Linked DNA regions of Homo sapiens: region 2 is linked to region 1. A link is a loop called in an ENCODE intact Hi-C map of the cell type or tissue named here. Cell type or tissue: heart left ventricle. All regions are shown on one strand.

Region 1 (8,000 bases):
GCGTAAAAGGTTGGATCAATCTGCCTTTGTTGTATCGAATTGTCCACACAAGTAGTTCTCACACTTAAGTGTACACAAAAATTGCCAGTGGAGCTTGCTAAAAATGCAGATTCCTGGCCCCATCCTTAGCAATTCCGATTCAATAGGTCAGTGGTTGAATGTAGCCATGTACATTTTAACATGCCCCAATGGCAATTCTAATGCAGGGTTCGTGGACCATACTAGGAAACCATGGGTAAGGTATTTCCTTGTGAGAAAATGGACTATGACTCCTATGACTTTGGTGAAAAAGTTATAAGGCAAGATGACCTTTTTGTAGGTCTTTGACTAAATATGTCTATTTACTCAAGAAGCAGAACAGGCTGAGCACAGTGGCTCACACCTGTAATCTTAGCATTTTGGAAGGCTGAAGTGGGAGGATCACCTGAGTCCAGGGGTTTGAGGCCAGCCTGGGCAACATGATGAGACCCCATCCTACCAAAAATTAAAAATTAGCTGGGCATGGTGGTGTACACCTGTAATCCTAGCTACTCAGAGGCTGAGGAGGATCACTTGAACCCAGGAGTTTGAAGTTACAGTGAGCTATGACTGTGCCCCCATACTCCAGCCTGGGTAACAAAACAAGGCCCTGTCTCTAAAAAATTAAAATTAAAAAAAGGGGGACTGAAAATAGAATTACCATATAATGTAGCACTTCCACTCCTAGGTATATACCCAAAGGAATTGAAAGCAGGGTGTTATTTACTAGAGCCAAAAGGTGGGAACAATCCAAATATCCAACAGCTAATGAATTGATTTTTTAAAATGTGGTATAGCCATACAATGAGATATCGTTCAGTCACAAAGATGAACTACCGATATATGCCACAACACAAACTGTGAAAATACTTGGCTAAGTGAAATAAAACATACACAAAGGGGCAAATATTGCATGAATCTAGTATATGAGGTACTTGCAATAGGCAAATTCAGAGAGACAGAAAGTAGATAGAGCTTACCAGGGGCTGGCAAAGTAGGGAAATACGGAGCTATTGTTAAATCAGTACGGAGTTTCCGTTTGGGGTGATGAAAAAATTTTTGAAAATAGATATGGTGATGGTTGCACAACATTATGAATGCACCTAATGCCATCAGATTGTACTTTTTTTTTTTTTTAATAGTCCTCACCAGGCTAGAGTGCAGTGGCACAATCTCAGCTCACTGCAGCCTCCGACTCCTGGATTCAAGCGATTCTCGTGCCTCAGTCTCCGGAGTAGCTGAATTACAGACATGCACCACCACGCCCAGCTAACTTTTGTATTTTTAGTAGAGACAGGGTTTCACCATGTTGGCCAGGCTGGTCTCAAACTGCTGACCTCAAGTGATCCGCCTGCCTAAGCCTCCCAAAGTGCTGGGATTACAGGCGGGAGCCACTGCACCCGGCTAGACTGTACTCTTAAAAATGGTTAAAATGGGCTGGGTGCAGTGGAGCATGCCTATAATCCCAGCACTTTCGGAGGCCGAGGCGGGTGGATCACCTGAGGTCAGGAGTTCATGACCAGCCTAACATGGTGAAACCCCGTCTCTACTAAATACAAAAAAATTAGCCGGGTGTGGTGGCACATGTCTGTAATCCGAGGTACTTGGAAGGCTGAGGCAGGAGAATGGCTTGTACCTGGGAGGTGGAGGTTGCAGTGAGCCGAGATTGTGCCATTGCACTCCAGCCTGGGCAACAAGAGCAAAACTCCATCTCAAAAAAAAAAAATGGTTAAACAAATTTTGTGTTAGATATATTTCACCACTACTTGAAAAAAATTAACATATGAGAAACCACTGAATTGTACATTTGAAATGGGTGGTTGTATGGTATGTGAATTATACCTCAATAGAGCTTTTTAAAAAATTTAGAGGCTGAACCAGTAAATCGCAAAGGTTCCTTTTACTCTTGTTTATCTACAGGTCTGTTACTCAGGTTGGCATTTTGCTGTTAATCATTCAGACAAGAATTATTTTCTTTGAAGTGAAAAGGGCTATGCCTTCTGTGAGAAACTAACCAGCTTCTGCATCACTGTTGGTGTCTGTCCTGCTTGGGTGGGAAGAGTAAAAAGAACATCAACCTGTCAGAGTAACCAGGGCAGGAATTCAAAGTCAGCACAGGAAGTCTTTGTAGCATAGAGGTGTGTTAGGTAAATATATATTTTGCAACACTATTATCCTCCTGTTCCTTAACCAAGGTTCTGTCCTCAAATGACTTCTCTTTCTGTTGTATTTCTTCTTTCTCAGTGAACTCAGCCACTTGCAAAACTTCAACCATCTGCTCCTACACTGAGTTAATGACTCTCAAGCTACCCTCCAGCATCTCTGCCTTCACCCTACAGTAAGTCCTGTTGGACCTCCCTCCCCCAATTCACTGCCCTCTTTCCAACCCCATATCCCTGTTTTAGTTCAACTCCTTATAATCACTTGCCTGGACTGCTACAGGCTACCTGTATGTGATGGCTCTCAATAGCTACTGACTCCTGAAGGTCAGAGACCACAGTAGTCCCCCCTTCTCCACCAGAGATACAGTCCGAGACCCCCAGTGGCTACCTGAAGTTGTGGCTAGTACAGAATACCACATATACTATGTTTTTTTTCCTATACATACCTGTGATAAAGTTTAATTTATAAATTAAACACAGTAAGAGATTAGGAACAGTAACTAATAATAAAGTAAAACAACTAGAACAATATGCCAGCATCACTACTCTTGCACTCTGTGGTCACTATTAAATCAGAGTGACCTCAACAGTAGATCTGATCACAGAGACAGCTACTAATTGACTCACAGGTGGATAGCATCTACAACGTGGATGCGCTGGGCAATGGAATGATTCAGAACCTGGATAGGATGGCACGAAGTTTCATCCCCACATACAATTTAAAATTTATGAACTGTTTATTTCTGGAATTTTCCATCCAGTATTTTCAGGCTGCAACTGACCTCTGGTAGCTGAAACCTCAGATAAGGGGGGACAACTACACCGTCTTAATCATCACTGCACCTCTAGCACTGGCCCAGTGCCAGACACTTAGCAGGTGCTCAGTCATCACTTACTGAGTCAATAAAACCTGTGCCTATGGTCTGGAGCTCCATGTCCATGTTCTAATGCCTGTGTGGGCTGGGTGCAGTGGCTCCTGCCTGTAATCTCAGCACTTTGGGAGGCCGAGGTGGGCAGATCACCTGAGGTCAGGAGTTCGAGACCAGCCTGGCCAACATGGTGAAACCCCGTCTCTACTAAAAATGCAAAAACTAGCTGGGCATGGTGGTACACCCCTGCAATCCCAGCTATTTGGGAGACTGAGGTGGGAGAATTGCTTGAACCTGGGAGGCAGAGACTGCAGTAAGCCAGGATCATGCCACTGCACTCCAACCTGGGTGACAGAGCAAGACTCCGTCTCAAAATAAAAAATAAAAAATAAAAATAAATAAACGCCTGTGTAGTAATTTATTTATTCAATAAGCAACTGATGAGCAACCACTGCATTTCAGGCTCTGTGCTAGACATAGAAAAAAGAAGGCTCGCTGTTCAATGGGGAAAATAGACACACAGGAATTATATAATATAGTGCAACAAATATAATAGATGCTTATGTAACTTGCTGAGGAGCAAAAGGAACTAAGTAACTGAGAGGTGAAGAGGCAATTCCCTCTTTATCTTCCCACATCGTAGGGACAATTTTTATTAACCTTTTAATTCCCCTTTCAGCAATCCTAAGGCAATGCTTGCATATAGTAAGAGTTTAATAAATATCCATTAAATAAATGATTATAGGAATAAATGAATGAGGCAGATTGTAACATCTGGCACCAAATGTATTTATGCATGCCTTTAGGAACTTGTCAGCTCCGCACAGTATTTATCTCACACTCACAAAGTGCATATGTATCTTTTATTCATTATCTCAACTTAGATCCACTTTACAGGTATGGTAGCAAGAGCAATTATGACAGCATGCTAGAGGCTCCCTTTCCCTTCCATATGCTTTCTCAATTCAGCAAACTGAAGAGCTCTATATTTAAGATGCTGTCCTGGCTTCACATGGCAGAAAGGGATAATGCACTGGCTGGAGCTGGGGCTTCACTTTCTGCCTCACTCAAAGGATGCAGGCATATGTTTTAGGCAAGGGCTTCCTTTGATTGTTGAAAGAGGCAACCAAGGTAAAGGCCTAGCATTGATCTTCCATGTTGCTTGTCCTCAGGCCAAGTCTTCTGCTTGGATTACAGAAGTCTTTTCATCTTATTTCTACTGCCTTAAAAAAAAAAATCCTTGGAAATTCCCAGGGATACTATTCAAATCCATTTAGTTTCTGAGAGCTTCCAGAGCATTAGAACTAAAACTAGAGGAAAAACATGTTCTATCTCCAGGGTAACTGCTTCAAAATAGGTATAGTCCTAATCATTTTAAGGCTGATTGCTTTGTAAACTGTTTATACTATATGAATGACAGTTACAATGACTGTCATTGTGACTGTTCATCATAAATCATGATGTTGGGCTTATTTTCCCGTATTTCCCCACAGACCATAGTTCTTACTGACCTGAGTGTTGATAGGGACTCTCTGGCTCAGAAGGACTTCCTGGGGAGTGAGGGTAGCTGGCCGTGCACGGGGACTGGGAGAACGCGTGGCTGGGTGAGGGAGGGAGTGCAGAGCACGGAGGCTGCTGGAAAGAGTCAGGATAGGTGGCGTTGTGTGGCATGAGTGGCTCACTGTGCAGGGAGGCGCTGCGGAACTTGGCCAGGAGGCTGAGCTGGGGGTTATATTCACTGTGTCTTGGCACGAGCACAGGAGGCAGTACTAGGATCAGAAAGGAACAAGGCAGTTAGAATTGAACATTGCTCATCAGTACACAACAGAGTGGATACTTGCTGTTCTTATCTATTTTTTGTTTATGATAGAGCTGTTTTTCCCCTTGGGAACTACTCCCATTAGTCTTTGTGCTCATCATAAAACTGTCGATTAAGTCCCCATCTCCACCTAAGAAGCAAGCATGTGAGTAAGCTAAGGTAACAGTCTTCTCCTTGTAACCGGAATCTTAAGCAGAATGTCATAATTCACAAAAGCATTTGGAGAAGGATCTTTCTAGTGTCAGCACTCTAAAGAGACCTGCTCTTTATTCCTACCTTGGAAATGACCAGAGCTGTCCTAATACCTGGCCTTCTGGCAACCTGATTGTTACGTCTTTCTTTAATTCTGCCAAATAAGTCTTTTTTTCCCCCAAGGCAAAATCAGTTTCTCTTGCTTGCAATGAAACCCTAAGTGATCCCCAGAATATTTTTCCTTCAGAGATCATGTTGAATTATTTAGATGACCAGACTCAATTTCAGGTTCAGTAGTGCCACTGAAATAAAAACATTCTATGTGTCCTTAATGGAAAGATTTCAAGGTGAGTAATTAAAAGTTATTAAGTAAAACACAAACGGTGAATAATAATAAAAGTGACTAAGTAAAAGATGAGCAGCAGCAGGGCACAGTGGCTCACGCCTGTAATACCAGCACTTTGAGAGGCCGAGGCAGCCAGATCACCTGAGATCAGGAGTTTGAGACCAGCCTAGCCAACGTGGTGAAACCCCGTCTCTATTAAAAATACAACAATTAGCCGGGTGTGGTGGCGGGCACCTGTAATCCCAGCTATTCAGGAGGCTGAGGCAGGAGAATCGCTTGAATCTGGGAGGTGGAAGTTGCAGTGAGCCGAGATCATACCATTGCACTCCAGCCTGGGTGACAAGAGTGAAACTCTGTCTCAAAAAAATAAAATAAGCAGCAATAACAAAACATAAATGATGTTTGTTCATTTACTATGCTTTTCTGGGTTTCATTTTTTAAAAAGAATGTTACTGTTCTTGATTCTGATTATACACAAAATTTCAGAATAAATTCAAATTCTTAAGGGCAAGCTTTGCCCAGGCCCTCACGTCCTACCGACTCCTAGAAGGTTACAATGCCTGGCATAAAGTAGCTACTCCAAAACTGTTGTTGAAGAGCCATCTGTGACCAACATAAGTTCCAGACAGGGAAGCAAAGAAAATACAAGGGGGAAGTGGTCTAAGAAATAACAAAGGAAAACCTCAAAGAGCTACAAAGGACCTACGTCTTCATGTTGAAAAGAGCCACAGAGTGTGCAGAGCTCAATTAATGAAGAAAAGATCCAGACCTAGTCTTTCCATCTTGAATTTCAAACACTGCGGGATAACTGGAATATTCCAAAAGCTCCTAGAGGATCACCGCAAAGTCACCTACAAAGAAATGAGAATCAACCGACCTCAACTTCCCACTCTAACCCTGGCTACTAGAAGTCAACAGACCAATGCCCTTCTGAGGACAAATAATTCTTACCCCCGAATTCCACAATGGAAACCACTGGAATAACCAAAAACAAATACAAACTATGAACTAAAATATAGATATCAAGGATGAGAAGAGGAGGAAGGAAGAAGATGAAAACATAAGTGAGTGAGGCTGGGCATGGTGGCTCACACCTGTAATCCCAGCACTTTGGAAGGCCAAGGCAGGTGGATCACGAGGTCAGGAGATCGAGACCATCCTGGCTAACACAGTGAAACCCCGTCTCTACTAAAAATACAAAAAATTAGCCGGGCGTGGTTGCGGGTGCCTGTAGTCCCAGCTACTTGGGGGGGCTGAGGTAGGAGAATGGCGTGAACCCAGGAGGCGGAGCTTGCAGTGAGCCAAGATCGCACCACTGCACTCCAGCCTGGGCAGAGCAAGACTCCGTCCCAAAAAAAAAAAAAAAAAAAAAAAAATACATATATATATATGTATATGTATGTATGTATGTATGTGAGTGAAATCCTCATCTTTTATGGTAGAGAGTCAATGACATTATCTAAAAGGTGATAAATTTGGAAATAGATATGTAAGCATATTATATATTATCTAGAGTTACTGTCATAATTCTTAGTAATAATAGAGAGAAATATGAAAGAACTAAGCAAGAATTATTTAGAAGAGTTTGTCTCCGGGTATAAATAGGACAGATCTTGGTTCTAATCACACCACTGATTTGTCAACCACAGGCAAGTATTAATAAAAACTCATAAAAAGTAAATGTTCTAAAACTGCTCTAAAAAATAAAGTCTTAAAAAAAGGTAAATGTTTTGGAATAAACAGACAATTACAATAACAATGACATTAACCCCGAAGTCTGCCATCTGCCTTTGACACCATACATCTATCTCTTTCTTAACAAACAATAATTTTCAGTTATATGGACAGAAAATAAACTAAGAAGGGTAAATAAAAGGTTTTAAACTAAAACTGCTACAGGTGAGGGTGGCAGAGAAACAAATAATTTCTTCCCCTTTTCTAAGCTATTGTATACGTATGCTGCCTTATGACACCAGAGAACAAACATTCAACATCACCATCAAACAGTGACATGGATCATAAACCATTAAATTCCCCTTAATGTATTCATATTCCACAACTATGCAGGAAAAAAAAAGATTATGTGCCTCATGAATAGTCTGAAGTGAGGAGTTGACACAGCGAATGTGTATGGCTTCTTTGTCAATGACCCTTCATCAAAATGTTAACGATGTTCAAGTAAACACTCACTTCTTTATGAAGAAGAATTTGAATCATCTCTGTGACTTCAGTTTTAATGTAAAATATCTACGGTATATTCCTAACACTGATAAAAATATAATGCCTCCTATCCATCTGAATGTAGAGACTTCTATTTCTTCATGGCCTGTAGATCTGAGGCACCAAGAGAAAAGAAAGGATACATTTCCCTTTATCATAACAACTATCTTGATAATATATTTTTACCATCTGGGTAAAATCAAAGCCAGTGGATGTTTGCAAAGAAAACTGATAGTTTCATCCTAGTTGTTATTTGACCTGACTGGCTCCGTTGCCTTAAATGTGCACTGATCATATTTTTAAATACTTTCACTCACAACACAGCTATCCCTAATTACTTAATTCCACTTCCACATCTCAACTGCTGCTTGTAA
Region 2 (8,000 bases), 75 kb after region 1:
CCACCGCGCCTGGCCCCAGCAGTATTTTTGAGGTGCATTGTGATACTGCTCAGGTAAGGACCTCTTTTGTTCCCCTTTGTCCTTTCTCAGTACTATCAGAATTTAGACAGGATCAAATCTAGGTAAAGTATTATGTTTTGTGACCATCAAAATACTAACTGGAGTTTTACTTCAAAATCAGCGAATCAAAAAGATATCACTTATTAGAGTCTATTATTGGATTAACAAAATAAATTTATCAATTTGTGGATTTGGCACTTTTGAGACTGCACAAAAACAAACAAAAAACTGCACAAAAACACAATCAAAGCATTTTTGAGACTGCACAAAAACAAAAACAAAGCAGTCCTCTAGACTTCTTCTTCAGGGGATTTAATTGTCAATAAAATGGATAATCTCGTTCATAGAATTATTTTTTCGATGAGTGAATTGAAATGGTAGCATTATCTAACCATTTCCTTTATTGAACAATCACAATTTAGGATGCTGTAGAGACAAACAAATAAAATAAAGGCAAAGTTTCTGCTCTTAAGGAAATTATAACTGATATGGTTTAGTTTTGTGTCCCCACCCAAATCTCATGTCAAATTGTAATCCCTAGTGTTGGAGGAGGGACCTGGTGGCAGATGATTGGATCTTAGTGGTAGATTTTCCCCTTGCTGTTCTCATGATAGTGAGTGAATTCTCAAGAGACATGGATGTTTAAAAGTGTATGGCGCCTCTCCGTTTGCTCTTTTCCTCCTTCTCCAGACATGATTGTAAGTTTCCTGAGGCCCTTCACCTTCTGCCATGATTGTAAGTTTCCTGAGGCCCTTCACCTTCTGCCATGATTGTAAGTTTCCTGAGGCCTCCTCAGTTATGCTTCCTGTACACCTGTGGAACTATGAGTCAATTAAACCTCTTTTTTTTTTTTTAAATAAATTACTCAGTCTCAGGTAGTTCTTTATAGCAATCTGAGAAAGGACTAATAAAATAACTGAATAAAGAAGGTGGAACATAGAACTGGAGAATCAACTACGAGTAGAAGTACAGTGCACCCCTGAACGATGCAGGGGTTTGGAGTGCTAACCCCTGTGTAGTTGATAATCCATTAACTTTGACTCCCTCAAAACTTAACTACTAATAGCCTGCTATTGACTGGAAACTTTACCGATAACATAGTGTATTAACACATATTTCCTAAATTATATGTATTATATATTGCGTTCTTACAATAAAGTATGCTAGAGAAAAGAAAATGTTATTAAGAAAACCATAAGTAAGAGAAAATATATTTAACATTCATTAAGTGGAAGTGAGTCGTCATAAAGGCCTTCATTCTTGTCTTCACATTGAGTTGGCTGAGGAGTAAGAGGAGGGGTTGGTCTTGCTGTCTCCCAGGTGACAGAGGCAGAAGAGGTGGAGGAGGTGGAAGGGGAGGCAGGAGAGGCAGGCACCCTTGGTGTGACTTCATGGAAATATTAATATATCATAATTCTGGTCTGATTTTTTTTCATTTCTCTAAAAATGTTTCTCTACAGTACCAATCCTTCTTCTACCATTTGCTTTAGTTTCAGTGCCCATATTGTGGAAGGGTCCAAGTTGTAAAAGAAGTCACAAGCAGACTTCAATAATTGGAGTCCTGCTTCTTGTATGTCTTCTTCTGCATCATCTGGCACTGGTTCAGAAGCACTCATCTTCATCAAGTCATCTTCTGCTAACTCCACTGGTGTTGTCTCTATTACCTGTTGAATTTCTCCAACATCCATATCTCAAAACTGTTCACCTGCCATCTTTTTTTTTTTGCCCTATCCACAATCTCTTTCATGATTTCTTTGATTGGCTCTGTCATAAATCCTGTGAAGTCATGCACAACATCTGGACACAGTTTTCTGCAGGAATTATTGTTTCATACTTGGTGACTTTCACAGCTTTTATTTTTCTATAACGATGGCTTGCATCTTCAATGGTATAATTCTTTCAGACTTTTTTTTTTTTTTTTTGAGAGACAGGGTCTTGCTCTGTTCCCCAGGCTGGAGTGCAGTGGTGTGATGACAGCTCACCACAGCCCCAAACTCCTGGGCTCAGGCAGTCCTCCATCCTCAGCCTCCCGAGTAGTGAGGACTACTGGCTGCACCAACCACCATGCCCAGCTAATTTTTTAATTTTTTTGTAGAGATGGGATCTTGTTATGTTGCCCAGGCTGGTATTGAACTCCTGACCTCAAGTGATCCTCCCACCTCGGCCTCCCAAAGTGCTGGGATTACAGACGTGAGCCACCAGACCCCAACCCCTTCCAGCCTTTCATGTCCTGTTGGGCTTTTGTTCTAGCATTGACAATCCTTTCTATAGAGAACTGTGTGTAATGAGCCTTCAAGGTCCTATGACTCCCTGATGTAAAGGCTGAATTAGAGACATTGTGTTTGGGGGCAAGTAGACAACTGCTAAGCCTTCCGTGTTGAACTCATGACGTTCTGGGTGATCAGGGGCATTGTCCAATGTCAAAAGAACCTTAAAAGGCAATTTCTCACTGGCAGGGTACTTTTTGACTTCAGGGACAGAACATCAATGCAGGCAATCCAGAGAAAGGGGTATCATTGTCCAGGCCTCCTTGTACAACCAGAAGACTGGGAGCTGATGTTTATCATTTCCTTTCAGGATTTAGCAGCTTTACAGATAAGGGCAGTCCTGATCATAAACCCGATTGCATTTGTACAAAACAGCAGTTAGCCTGTTTCTTCCTGCCTTAAATCCTGGTGCTTGCTTCTCTTCCTAATAAATGTCCTTTGTGGCATTCCACCCCCCCACCCCCCAGATTAGGGCACTTTCGTCTGCATTAAAAACCTGTTTAGGCAGATATCCTTTCTCCTCAATGATTTTCTTAATGGTGTTTGGGAACTCGTGTGTTACCTCCTGGATCAGCAGAAGCTGCTTCTCCCTTATCTTGACTTTTTTTTTAAAAGCCAAACCTCTAAAATGAACCATTCATTTCTGGCATTAAATTCCCCAGCTTTAGATCCTTCACCTTCCTTTAACTTGTCATATGATGACTTTGCCTTTTTGTGAATCATATTAGAGTCTATAGGTATGTCTTTCTTATAGCAATCCTGTACCCACTTAAAAGCTGCATTTTCAATATGAGAGAAAAGGTATTTTGCAAAAATTGCAAGATTTTTGTACCTGCAGATGTAGTAGTGGCAATGGATTCACAAATTTTCTTTTTTTTTTCCCCAATAGTCCTTACACTATTTATTTATTTTTTTGAGACAGTCTCGCTCTGTCACCTAGGTTGGAGTGCAGTGGTGCAATCTCGGTTTGCTGCAACCTCCCTCTTCCGGGTTCAAGTGAGTCTTGTGCCTCAGTCTCCCAAGTAGCTGGGATTACAGGCACCCGCCACCACGCCTGGCGAATTCTTGTATTTTTAGTAGAGATGGGGTTTCACAATGATGGCCAAGCTGGTCTTGAACTACCTCAGGTGATCCGCCTGCCTCGGCCTCCCAAAGTGCTGGGATTATAGGCATGAGCTACCATGCCTGGCTTGGATTCATTTATCTTGAAATGGTGAGCAACCTCAGCTGCAGCCCTCATCTATGGTACATATCAAGCAATTCAACTTTTTCTTGTAATGTCATGACTTTTCTCTGCTTCTTGGGAGTATTTCCAGCATTACTAATGGTACTTCATATCGGTCCCATGGTGTTATTCAAGGTTTACAGTATTGCACTAAACATGAAAAACACATGAGAACTCCAAGAGCTCAATTTCTACTGTTATATGCAATTTACTGGAGAGATGAACTGCTCATATGGAGATGGTTAGTGTCACACAGCATATAAGTGGATATTTACAACACCTGAGCTCATGCAATAGCAACAGGAGGTGGCTACGAAATTATTAATTTTATGCAGTTATGATTTAATACTGCATTTTTTTTTTTTGAGACGGAGTCTCACTCATGTCACCCAGGCTGGAGTGCAGTGGCGTGATCTTGGCTCACTGCAACCTCCACCTCCCCAAGTGATTTTCCTGCCTCAGCCTCCCAAGTAGCTGGGATTACAGGCACCTGCCACCATGCCCAGCTAATTTTTGTATTTTTAGTAGAGATGGGGTTTCACCATGTTGGCCAGGCTGGTTTCGAACTCCTGACCTCAGGTGATCCACCCACCTTGGCCTCTCAAAGTGATGGGATTACAGGTGTGAGCCACCGCGCACAGCCTAATACTGCATCTTTGTTTAAATTTCTCAACTGGATATGTATGGTCTACGTATGCATAAATTTTGATAAATCTCTGAATAGATTCACGTGTATTTTATATAGTAAATTATAGACTAATATCAAAGTCTTTGATAGTATGAAAGATATTAAAAGGTTATGTCATTAATGCATAAAATACATGTAGATATTAGTCTATCATTTACTACTATAATTTTACAGCAACCTCCTGTTGCTATTTCAAATTTTCACAGATCCCCAAAAACTTTTTCAATACACTTTTTGAAAACAATCCATGTATAAGTGGATCTGTGCAGTTCAAACCTGTGTTATTCAAGGGTCAACCATACATAACTATATGGAGATAGAGGATTACAGATGTCAAGAGACATTATTGTCCATATGTGACCCTCAAGTCAAATAAGTTTCATATATATCTTATTCTATAAGAACAAGTGAGAAGACTTGACATAGACATGGCCAAGTTGTCTGAGGATCCTCAGGTTATACTGTTTTAATCATGCTCCATGTTCCTTTGTTTCCTATTTTTTATTTCAGTAGAAGCATGAATAATGGCTACTTGTGTAACCCTGGGCAAATTATTTGGCTACTTCGTTCTGTGAAATGCGGGTAATTATACCTGCATGATAGAGTTGTTTGATCAAACCACATAATGCATGCAAAATGTTCATTACTCTTCCTTGTACATACTATAAGGATAGTAGCTGGTGGCCGGGTGCAGTGGCTCACACCTGTAATCCCAACACTTTGGGAGGCCAAAGCAGGGGGATCATCTGAGGTCAGGAGTTCGAGACCAGCCTGGCCAACATGGTGAAACCCCATCTCTACTAAAAATACAAAAAATTAGCCGGGCATGGTGGCAGGCACCTGTAATCCCAGCTACTCGGGAGGCTGAAGCAGGAGAATCGCTTTAACCCAGGAGGCGGCGGTTGCAGTGAGCTGAGATCGTGCCATTGCACTCCAGCCTGGGGGACAAGAGCAAGACTTCATCTCAAAAAAAAAAAAAAACAAAAAACATAGTAGCTGTTATTTTGCTATTTCACTCTGCTATTGCTGCATGTAGTTTTTGTTAGCAGATTCTGTAAGTTAACAGGTTAAACTACCTTTTCTCTCTGATTGCCTCAGATTCTGTCCCATATTCCTCTTAGGTAAATCTGTGCTTAGAAAGGTAAGCTGGCATCAATGATATCAGACTTTTCCCTACAGTGTTCACAGACAAAGTACATAAAAAGTATCGTGACTTTCCTTCAATATTCCTATTATGCTTCAAATATGCATTTCTATCTCGTTTATAAAGAGCAATAACAAATTATTTCATTGCCTTTTTATAATTTCATTAAGGATCTTATTTTTGGCTCAAGGCTTATTCTTAAAAATTCTTATGAGCATGGTCTTTTCTTCTCTTTGCTTTCTATTATTCTTGATTTATCCATTTAAGTGACTTTAATGCTCACAAAATCTGGTAGTAAATAAAGTTTATTCATCTCATCATTATTAAGTGTTTACTATATGCTAAGCCCTGTGCTGGAGATACTAATTGTAGTAAGACATGCCTTCTGTTTTTTTTTTTTTTGAGACAGAGTTTCACTCTTATTGCCTAGGCCGGAGTGCAATGGCGCAATCTCGGCTCACCGCAACCTCTGCCTCGCGACTTCAGGCGATTCTCCTGCCTCAGCCTCCCAAGTAGATGGGATTACAGGCATGCACCACCACCCCAGCTAATTTTGTATTTTTAGTAGAGACGGGGTTTCTCCATGTTGGTCAGGCTGGTCTTGAACTCCCGATCTCAGGTGATCTGCCTGCCTCGGCCTCCCAAAGTGCTGGAATTACAGGCATGAGCCACCGTGCCCGGCAAGCCTTCTATTTTCAAGAAGCTTATTGTCTACTGCAGATGTGATATTATCGCTGTTGTTCAAACTACTGGAGTTATTTTTAGCTTACTTTTCTACTCAAAAATGTTTTATTCAATGTACTGCCAAAACTTTCTACTTATATGATCCCCAGTTTTCATACCTTCAGAAACTGAAGACTATAGCCGTCATTAACGAGTGTGGGCTTGGGATCCAGACTATGCAGGTTACAATCATGACTCCACTCTTTCCTAAATATGTGACCTTGGGCAGGTCACCGTTTTGTGCTTCAGTTTCCTCTTCTGTTGTGAGTCATTATATATCAAGTGCTTAGAACAGTGGGTGGCATACAGTAAACACTTAATAAATGTCAAACTGTTACTAGTTTGTTTCTCTAAGATGGCAGAAACAATCTAATTCTGATTTTGGGGGTTCATTATTTTGTAATTGCTATTAGTTCTTGCAGTATCTCAAAGAGGCTTCTGATGTTACTATGTAAATATATTAATATTATAAAATTGATTGACAGGAACTCCCTCCATCATCCATGCTAGAGTGCAGTGGCACGATCATAGCTCACTGTAACCTTGAACTTCTGGGCTCAGGTGATCCTCCCACCTTGGCCTCCAGTGCTAGAGATGAGTAAGACTATAAGGAAATGAACACCTTTGTGACTAAGTCTGTATTCTTGCCTTTAACATATAATTTCCTAAAGTTTCATAGGCTGAAATAGGTTTCTTTGATTTGGATAAATTTATGTACATTTAAACTTATACCCTAGCTTTATTTTTAAATCTCTGAAAACTGTTACATGATTGTAGTTTATAGTTAAGTTCATGAGAGTTATGCAGGCACTTTAGGGTAAGAATAGCTTCTGTCTACAAAAATTATGTTTCTCAGAATTATAATGATAATGAAGCTAAACAAACAAAAGAAAATCTGACTTTTTAAATAAACATCTTTTAAAAATCATTTATATCCAAAGAGATATATAATTTTTTACTTATGGAAAGTTATTTCTTTAAAATTATCAAAAGGCAGACAATGACAAGAAGTTTATTTCAGCTTTACTTAAAATTTTAGTTTCAAATGAAATGAAATGTGACACTGAAGCATAAGAACACAACTGAAGACTGCAAACAACCTAATTCATTTTCCGAGTTTGCTCAAGCCTCCAGGCACCAGTCAAATATCGAAGTCGTATAAAAAGTAGGTCTTTACCCATTTGTAGCCAGCTCCAGAATGGAACTAATTTAGAACCTGTGATTTAAAAATAATTAAAAACAAATTAGCTTAAATAAACTCAGCAGAAAACGTATCAGTTTAAAGTCAGTCTACATGATCGTTGTGAGCCTTTAGCACCTTAATTTTTTAAATCATGGACCAAAAAGTTAAACAATTTCAAAGCTGAAGTGAGTGGAGTGGTTTTCTCTAAAAACAAAAACAGAACATCTTGAAGTGAAATGAAACTTGAGAGGATCTAAATAGTGAAAATTTCATACGGCCCTACTATAGAAAGGAAGGACTACATATGGTGAGGGCTCTAGAAGTCTAATAAAAAAACTACTCACTGAGTGCTCATTACTGAAAATAATTACATATGAAACAACTAAAGATACAGCACAACAGATAAATATGATTATTTCTACATAAATCCAATCTTAATGATAAAAAATAAAGCCTATGATCAGACTTAAGATAATTTTGTCCAGACCTCTTTGTCTCGGGCTACACAAGAACACCAGCCTAATTAAATATCTGATCCACATATCACAGCAGATTCTTTTTTTGTTTTTTTTTTAAACAAGATCTTGCTCTGTCACCCAGGCTGTAGTGCAGTGACACGATTATGGCTCACTGTAACCTTGACCTCCCGGGCTCAAACGATCCAGTCCTCCTACCTCAGCCTCCCCAGTAGCTGGGAGTACAGGAGGCAC

The links. A loop is a pair of places that touch in the nucleus more often than their neighbours do. Peaks named below come from ENCODE experiments on the same cell type or tissue, not always from the same donor. Only the 100,000 strongest peaks of a DNase experiment are listed, where the experiment ranks them.
Region 2: a loop joins it to region 1, with 11 times the contacts of the local background. A loop is called at or near these places in 2 of 110 quality-filtered maps.

The regions. Positions count from the first base shown.
Region 1 is chr13:36,868,098-36,876,097 of GRCh38, forward strand. SMAD9 (SMAD family member 9) reads right to left here. Exons shown (of 7, transcript NM_001127217.3): 3 at 4,561-4,818. Among named protein-coding and RNA genes, the nearest start is that of SMAD9, 48 kb to the right of the region's middle. In heart left ventricle, no CTCF peak of the experiment used is centred here; a DNase peak (open chromatin) is centred at 4,706.
Region 2 is chr13:36,942,735-36,950,734 of GRCh38, forward strand. It overlaps ALG5 (ALG5 dolichyl-phosphate beta-glucosyltransferase), which reads right to left. Exons shown (of 10, transcript NM_013338.5): 10 at 7,004-7,323. The coding sequence ends at 7,208. Among named protein-coding and RNA genes, the nearest start is that of SMAD9, 26 kb to the left of the region's middle. In heart left ventricle, no CTCF peak of the experiment used is centred here; no DNase peak of the experiment used is centred here.